Linked DNA regions of Homo sapiens: region 1 is linked to region 2. Evidence: chromatin contacts called from ENCODE POLR2A ChIA-PET data. All regions are on one chromosome and are shown on one strand. The core of a region is the stretch at or near the end of the contact, and the rest is flanking DNA. Distances in the headings are between cores, read along the strand shown.

Evidence for each region. ChIA-PET counts read pairs that join two places held with the same protein, here RNA polymerase II (POLR2A).
Region 1: POLR2A ChIA-PET joins it to region 2 with 13 read pairs in PC-9. The contact joins the promoter of RORA here to the enhancer-like site in region 2. POLR2A ChIA-PET finds 5 or more read pairs at or near these places in 2 of 52 experiments (BJ and PC-9).

The regions. Positions count from the first base shown.
Region 1 is chr15:61,227,732-61,232,001 of GRCh38, reverse strand. RORA (RAR related orphan receptor A) reads left to right here and starts at 2,700. Exons shown (of 11, transcript NM_134261.3): 1 at 2,700-2,949. The coding sequence starts at 2,784.
Region 2 is chr15:60,618,040-60,622,400 of GRCh38, reverse strand. All of the region lies in intron 2 of RORA (RAR related orphan receptor A), which reads left to right. All of the region lies in intron 5 of RORA-AS1 (RORA antisense RNA 1), which reads right to left. Among named protein-coding and RNA genes, the nearest start is that of RORA-AS2, 61 kb to the left of the region's middle. RefSeq lists an enhancer at 1,600-2,100. Within about 2 kb of position 1,725, at least 2 of the 41 ENCODE cell types and tissues checked have a DNase peak (open chromatin) inside an H3K27ac peak, as active enhancers do.

The DNA.
Region 1 (4,270 bases), core at 1,451-3,950, 610 kb before region 2:
GAGAAAAGTAATGTTACCATCAGGAGAGGAGCCTGGGATTGGCAAGGAGGTAGGGGGCGATGGCTGTGGTGTTGCAAAGAGGAGTTACAAAAAAACTGAAATTAGGCTGATCTCTTCCACAAGCATAGCTTTTCTAAGCCATTTTCAGGGAACTCGGTGCAAAGTAAAATAACCATTTTTAAGCAAACACTGTTGCCCTTTGTCAATGAGCAGAGTCTAAGGAAGGCTCCCATCTCTTCAAATATTTGGAAAATTGGAAAGCCTTAATTAGTAATCCGAAAGGGAGCATGACGGAAGGAAAGAAATATAAACCTAATCACTGTGCTTTTCAGGTTTCAAATGCTTCCCCAATCCAGGTAATTTACACTTTAGTCACAGTGATTGACAGTCAAGGAATGTATCTAACTCACTTTTATTTTTTCCCTTGGGGAAAGCACTTGAGTTCCCAATTGTTTTAAATTGCAGAAGCAGTAATTGTCTTAGAGAGTTAGGAGAAATGGCTTTTTGGAGCTGCGATCTTTTTCTGAAGGGAATATAGAGTCTATTTTAATTGATTCAGGTCATTATGACTATTTTCTAGATGGTCTTTTCAGGGTGACTAAACATCACCTTAGTTAAAGGAGAACAGTAAGAAACTCATTAAAGGTCCAAGGGGAACAGACTTAATAAAAAATGTTAACAAGTTGCTACTGGTACCTAAAAGGAAACCAGGGATACTTTTTAAGTCACTTGCGTCCCAGATAGAATTACTGGTGAAATTTAATGTGACGAGTATTTTTTAAAGTATTCTAAAATAAACATGAGGCAGCCAATGTATTCTGAGATGCTCACTGTCCCAGAGGAAGTTGTTTCTTAAACTGTACACTTTGATATATTTGTTTCCTTAGAAAAGTCAAGTGTAACAAGCTAGGTCAATTGCATCAAGAACATTACTAACAGGCTAACCAATGGTAAATGTTGTGAAGGCTACTCTGGAAATCTGTGCTTTCACGTATGGGGAAACCCACACGTCTGATTTGGGATGGAGGAGACAATTGTGCATTGTTTGTAGGCGCCAACAGACAGGCTAAAGCCAGGGATCCTTGCAGAGACAGGATTAAGGTATCAGGACTGTTCACATCTCATTTACATCACCCCGAAGAGTGGACCACAGGTTTTGCTGATTAGTACACAGACTATGGCAAAGGGCATTGTGTATTTGAAATAAGATCAAGATCAGTAACAGTAACAGAAACTATGTGTGAAATTTGGCATATGGCGGTTCCTCTGAAGGATTAGCTAACTGGGTTTCCCGCACTTACTATTTTTTAAAGCATTTTTCCAAACCAGGAAGTTAGCAAAAGAAAAATGTCCCCCAATTCCCTCCGCCTACCCCACGTTCTGAAGCACATATATTTATGCCACCTTCTGGCCTCTAATAATATTATTTATTGTCAAAATTTTGGATCCTTTTGAAAGGAAGGTGGGGCGTATTTCCACAGTGTCTTCGCAGGCAAAAGAAAGTGGTAGATTGAGTATGAAGGCAGACAAATCAGGCTACTACCATTGGAGTATTTTCCATTCTTTCAATTTGTATTGTTCCTTCATCTTGGAGTTTGCAGTCAAGGTAACGATGATGCAATTATCTGCTTTCCTGGAGTTTTAGGTACCTACTAGGGGATGAATGTATTTCAATGGGAGGAGGGTGTAGAATGATGCCTATAATAATACGAATTATTAGGAGCTGTTAATTATCTGAATGTTATCCGGGCATTAGTAATGCCTCTCCAGTATATCTACCTTTTATGGATGAGACTGTACATTTAATAGGAAAAGTACCAGTGGGAATTGACAATTAGCAGCCACGCTTGAGCTAGATGCAGCGTGGCATGTTTTATCCAGCTTAGATAGTTGTCGACCAAACAGGCCAAAGTTTTCTTCAGTAGAAAATGCCCTGCCAAATGGTTTCTGGATCCTTCGCGGACAAACAGCAAAGGAGCTGAAAGCGACCTCTTTCAACCATGCCAGAAACTGTCCATGGCGCTTCTAGATTCACAAAATCTGTTTTAGACACAGATGTCTTTAACCAAGATTGGAAACCCACTGGCCGTCCCATCCCAAAGTAAAAAGTGCCACGTCCTCCCATCCTCCGCCTTCCTTGGGATGTCAGCCCCGTTCTAATTCCTTTTTAGTTTCTCCTCAGCCCTCGGCAGGGCTGGCAGGGGGCTACCTGCGATTTCCCAACGTGGACGTGGACAATCGGATTTGTCTCTACCCAAGCTGGCAGCGGATGGGGACGAGTTCTGTTCCCGAGAGAGTCTCAGAAGTAGGCACGGAATCATCTCACCGATTTTAATTTCTGTCCCTGGGCTGGGGAGAGGGGAGGATTGGGGCGCGGGAGGCTCTGTTCTCCTCCTCCCCTCTTTTCCCCACCTCCCAAAATTGGCAGCCAGTCTGTGGCTCTCGGTCTGGGGTCTGGAGGGTGGGGAATGTGGGTGTGGGGGCCGGCTGGAGAAGCTCTCGCTAGCGCTGCCTGTGGCCAGACCCGCCTCTTGTCCCCTTTCGGGCGCACACACACGTCCACCCAGACACTCCGCGCGCTCCCTCGCGCTTTTGCTTGCCCGCCCGCCGCCGCCTGCTTTTTCCCTCCTGCTTTCGCCGGTCGCCTTCTCCTTCTTTTTTTTTTTTTTTTTTTTTTTTTTTTTTTTTTTTTTTTTTTGGTACCATAGAGTTGCTCTGAAAACAGAAGATAGAGGGAGTCTCGGAGCTCGCCATCTCCAGCGATCTCTACATTGGGAAAAAACATGGAGTCAGCTCCGGCAGCCCCCGACCCCGCCGCCAGCGAGCCAGGCAGCAGCGGCGCGGACGCGGCCGCCGGCTCCAGGGAGACCCCGCTGAACCAGGAATCCGCCCGCAAGAGCGAGCCGCCTGCCCCGGTGCGCAGACAGAGCTATTCCAGCACCAGCAGAGGTAGGAGGCTGGAGAGGGGCTGGGGAGGGGGCGGCGGGAGCCCGGGCGCGGAGCGGGGGGCGGCCGGGAGCGGGCGCCCGGGGCGCGGGGTCCGGCGGCCGCGCGCGAGCCTGCGGCGGCGCCCCGAGCCCGGAGGACCCCCCTCCCCTCCCCCCTCCGCCCCCCAGAAATGTTGCAAACTTTTGCAGCCCGTTCTCGGCTTGCGGGAGCAGAGTGGGGCGGGGGAGGCGGCGGGAAGGTTGACAGCCGGCGGGCTCACCCCCCTGGCTTTGATTTTTCTGCAAACACTGGAGGAAAGCTGCGTTGCCTCAATTAAATACGCTCCCCCAAAATACGGAGATGCGGGGAGTGGGGGCCCGGGAAAGAAACTTTTAAAGCGGCAGTGTCCTTTTAAGAAGGGGCAAAAAAATCTGTTTATGGCCACCCTCCTTCCGCTTTACCTTTTCTCCTCTTGACAGTTTCGGCCCTGGCTGCCCGAGTCGGGGGTGTGTTTTCGGTCCCTCTCAGATCTGGGCGGGGGGCGGGAGGAGTGAGCGACCTGGGAAGTCCCGGGGGTGGAGAGGGGGCGCTCCGGGGTCTGGGGGCGACGTGGACACCTTCTTTGGAGCACGGCGGTGCGTTTGGGATTTGAAGGAAGGGCCGAAGGAAGCGGGGTGCGGGCGGGCGAGCTGTTCGCCAAGTTGTCTGGCGGGCGCGGCGAGGGGAGATGCGCAAGTTTGCAGACCGGGGGTTCGGAGCCCGGCGCCCAGGCTGGCGGGGGGCGTGTGCGCGCCAACGCGCAGAGGGCGGCGGTCCTGTGGGGCGCTCCACGCGCATCCGGAGGGAGCGTCTACAAAAGCAAGCACCGAAACTTATTTCTGCTCTGGGAATCCTTCCCTCTCGGAGGTTCCAAGCATTTCTGCAGGAACCTGGGGATGGTCAGTGCAAGTTGTATGCTGGTTGGATAGTGCAAGCAATGTTTTCTCCTCCCCTGGCGATTTTTACTCTTCATTTTGGTGTTTGGTCTGTGTCTGCGTGTGTTGGGGGGGATGGGGGGGACTCAGTTGCTCCCTCCTTTCCTAAAGTGAGCTGTTGAGGAAAGCTCACTCTTTCTTGAAGGTATTGGAACCTGATGTGTGTTTTTCTCGAGAGTGGGGGATTATTTATTTGAATGCGCCTGGAGTTTGCAAAGAACAGGAGGAAGCTACAGCTTTAATTACTGTTGTAAATAATGTATAAATCGCGCCTGTCACTCCGGAGGAAGCGTGCTCGCGCGAGCCGCCTGGAGCTGGGGACGGAGAGGATTTCTCCAGCCCCGGCTTGGGTACCGGCCCAGCGCGCC
Region 2 (4,361 bases), core at 476-2,975:
GCTCAAGCAATCTGCCCACCTCAGCCTCCCAAAGTGCTGGGATTACAGGTGTTAGCCATCACGCCCAGCCTGCATCTTGGTATTTTAGAAGCTGATTTAGTATCTTTTGTATTTTATACATTTTTGTTAACATTTTGTGTTAGTATAATTTCAAACTTATAGAAAAGTTGCAAGTGTAGCATAACTAACTCCCACCCACCCTTTATCCAGATTCACTAATTATTAACCTTGTGCTCTACTTGCTTATCATTCTCATCCCCATGTATAAATACTGTTATATATACTATTATAGAGGGAGTATACACATACTATGGGTACTACATGGAGGGAACATTCCGCTTTCCTTTTTTTTGAGTCACAGTTTCACTCCTGTTGCCCAGGCTGGAGTGCAACGGTGCAACCTTGGCTCACCACGACCTCCGCCTCCCGGATTCAAGCAATTCTCCTGCCTCAGCCTCCTGAGTAGCTGGGATTACAGGTGCCTGCCACCACGCCCGGCTAATTTTTGTATTTTTAGTAGAGATGAGTTTTCACCGTATTGGCCAGGCTGGTCTCGAACTCCTGACCTCAGGTGATCTGCTTGCCTCGCCCTCCCAAAGTGCTGGGATTACAGGTGTGAGTTACTGCGCCCGGCCCCCACCCTTTACTCTTTTTCAGTGTAGATTTCCTAGGAACATAGTCTTTCTCTTCCATGACCACAGTACAATGATCATAATCAGGGAATGTAACATTGATACAATACTGTTCCCCAACCCACAATCTGTTTTTGTATTTTTAAAGCCTCGCTTAAAAAGCAGGTGTGGGACAAAGATGATAAATGTACATCATAGCCTAATTAGGCCACTTGTTCACCTGGTGACCTCCCCACTGGAGTCATTCTTCAAAGCCCAGCTCTAACAAGGCACCCCTGCAAGCCTGTGCAGGCTGCTGTCCCCACCTGGCAGAAATAATTCTCTGCCAGGTAGCTCTCTGTGTGTGCCCCGGTTATAGCCCTTCATGTTATATAGCAACAATTTACTCTCTGGCTCCGCAGTGGACTATGAGCTTCTCTGGGTTTCCAGGGCCTAGTTGGGTAGCTGACAGATAATTGATGCTTAGGAGATGTTTGTTAAAAAATGGATGGGCAAATAGACAAATGGAAGCCTCTGGTGGGCTGAACTTGATAAAGAGGTATTTTCTTAAAAAATATATATATATATATTCGATGAAAGTTCAGAGATACACAATACAGTGGGTGAAATTATAAGTTCTTCTTAGGAACATCTTAGGGCAAGGAAGACATTGTGTATGGGATCTTGGCTCATGCCTCACTGCCACTCCCTCAAACTTTTGTCTCCTCCCTCTACGCCAAAGCATAGTAACTGCTGAAAGAATACAGTTATGCGCAGGAAGCGTGTATAGACTAGACTCCCTGAAGAGCTGGTGCCTGTGAGCATAAGAAACGCAGCCCGGGATTGCAGCACTTGGCAGCCCTGGGCTTTCCATCATTCCTGCCACGTTCACATGCAGTAACTTTCCGTGCCGGCTCTGAGCTGCTAGTGGGAGGCGGAGCTCCGGGCTGTCCCCCTCTCCCCAGCAGCCATCAGCGCCAGGGTGCCCGGCAACTGTGCCTTGGACTAACCCGAAAAGCCACACATCCCAGACCTGGGAGCACTCCAGCCAAACGAGTTTGTGGCAGAACCTGGTAACTTCCAGAGCCTTTGAACTGGAGTGTGGAGCTTACTGCTTTCCCAAACACTTCTCCTGGAAGATACTGTCACCAGCCAGCCCCTTGGTCCCAGCTGCTGCTCCCTCCCAGGTCCATGCTGGTGCAAGTGTCACAAAACAGACAGTAATTGAGTTCAGCCTTTATTGAGCAGCTACTCTGTGGCAGGTACTACCCTAGATTTGGACATTACCATGTTACTTAATTTTTATTTTCATTTAAAAATACGTACCATTTGCTGCATGCCAGACACTGTTCTAACCACTTAACACATAAGAACTCATTTGATCCTCATGACGGCCTATGAAGTAGGTTCTATTATGATTTCAATTTTTTGGATGTGGAAACTGAAGCACAGAGAGATTAAGTCACTTAAGGGATGAGATGTGGTCCCTGTCCTTATTTGAGCTAATACCATGAGGTCTTTTTCCCTTTCACATTTTCTATGTTATTTTCACTTACTTTCCATTTGATGGTTATCTCAAAAATATTATTCAGATCCATCTGTAAATATGCATTAATACTTACTGTGCACCAGATATCCTGGGACTCCAAAGAAGTCTAAAGTAGATTCCTCACTCTAAAGCAACAGAGTTTGGTTAGGGTAACGAAGCATCTATACTTTAGCTACAAAAGGAGATAGTGAGAGATGCTGACCGTGGGACCTTCAGGAGTTGAAGGGACAGGAAGAATCTTAGGGGCAGGAATGACTGGGGAAGACGTCAGAGAAGGTGGATGGAGCTCTTGGAAACCTGAATAAATGAACAGAGAGAATCAGCCTAGTGAACTACGGCTGTCTGTCCATTGAGGCCTGCAAAAGCAGGCAAAGATGCGGTACACCTTCTGCAGAAAGTGCCTCAAACAATGCCTGTGGTTCTGGATCTTAAAAGCATAAAGCCCTGAAATCTTGAGTGGTTTGGTGGACCTCACAGCTCCTGAGCCACAGTGAAGTGGTCAAGATGGATGATCCTTGTGTGATAATACATTATGACTCATTATGATAAAGTGGCAATACAGAAAATGTGGGGACCAACTTGTAGGCAGAACTCCCGCTTGTATGCAGACAGATTTCAATGCTATGAGATGAGGGGAAGGAGGGAAGCAGCTAATGTGTTTAGTGTTACAGGATTACTACTAAATTTCTCAGTTGACTTATATGTTATGATATTCTTATGCAATAAAATTTTAAAAGATTTTAGGAAACAAAGCAAAACAAAATTTCCTCAGCCCTGATGATTATGAACTGACGTAAAAGGCATCATCATGATACATCATCTGTGACTATGGGTTGCCATATTTGTAGCCCCAAGATAGTTTGTCCCCAAATTGTTCAAATGCAGCTGAGGTGGCTGCTGACAGTGCATAAAACTAAATTCAATCCTCAATAATAGGAGGAGTCACAACTTGTCTTTGTCTCCAAAGAAAGATGATCCATTGAAGAATGTGTGTCAATTTTTGTAGTCATTTCGTTACCACGATCATGCTTTAACTCGAAGAAAGCACCACTGAATCCTGGAGTGCACTTTACATTATGAAACATTACAGTAAGCAGTTGATGTCCAACATGATTGCAATTAGAGCTTAGTGAAGCACAAGAAGGGACAATCCATGTAGGATGCATTAGTGTAACTGTGTTTGCCAGGAACAAGTTTTAACCTTTTGTACAGCTGTTGAGGGAAAGGTGCCAGTATTCCCTGTGAGAATACCTGTCAAGTTTGCATTTGAACAGGGAACACCTAGTTTATGTTTGTGAAGACCACTCCCTTTTTATGCTGAGCACCTTTGGGCATGTGTCAGCAAGGAGGTGTTAAGGCAGATGGGAAAAACAAATGCATGAGCTTCAAACCCAGCAGATTAGCAAGATTTGGAGAAATGGCAAGGCAGGAAAAGTTACAAAGAAATCACCTATTCCCATAACATAGAAATGTTGGAAAGTGACATTTGGAGAGTGAGAAGGGGATTATCTTTAAGAGGTAAAACTCAAAAGAAGGATGACTTTCTCCTATCCTGAAATGAGAAAATACATTCATTTTTCTTTTTGTCATCAAAGTATAAAGAACATGTTACCTATGTATCCTGCCTCTTATAAAGCTCCTGGAGAATAAATACTTTTTTTTTAAGTTGTGTTCACATATTTTATAGTGAGTTGAAATTTGGTAGGGGCAACTATAACATAAAGTAGGTATCCTGCCTCCTAATATTTTAATCCAGTCATCCAACATTTGACACATTTTTGGGGCACTGCTGTGTGCCAGGTGCCTGGGGTGCAATACTGAACACAAAGGACGGGCTTCAAGATGTGCGTGTATGGGATCTGTGTCACCACCTGCTACATGTATCTGTAGGGGCTGTGTGGGTAGGCAGGGGTCAGAGCAGAGAGCAATGTAGCAGAGGTTGCCCTTGGCCTTGGCCAAAGTTGATTGAGTCTTGAATGCTGGTACCCAAGCATTACTCCATCACTGTTTCTGAGGATGGTGTTACTGTCAGATTCTTAGAGTCCCCAGTCACCTCTGCCCCACCTCCAGCAACACAGGAGAAGAAAACCAGCCAAGCTAAGTGTTACTGGCCAAGAAAAGAAAGATATGGATAACTATTAAAAGAACATCTGTTTAACACCTTATCTGTGGCCTGTAGTAGTCTATTCCTAACTGATAAT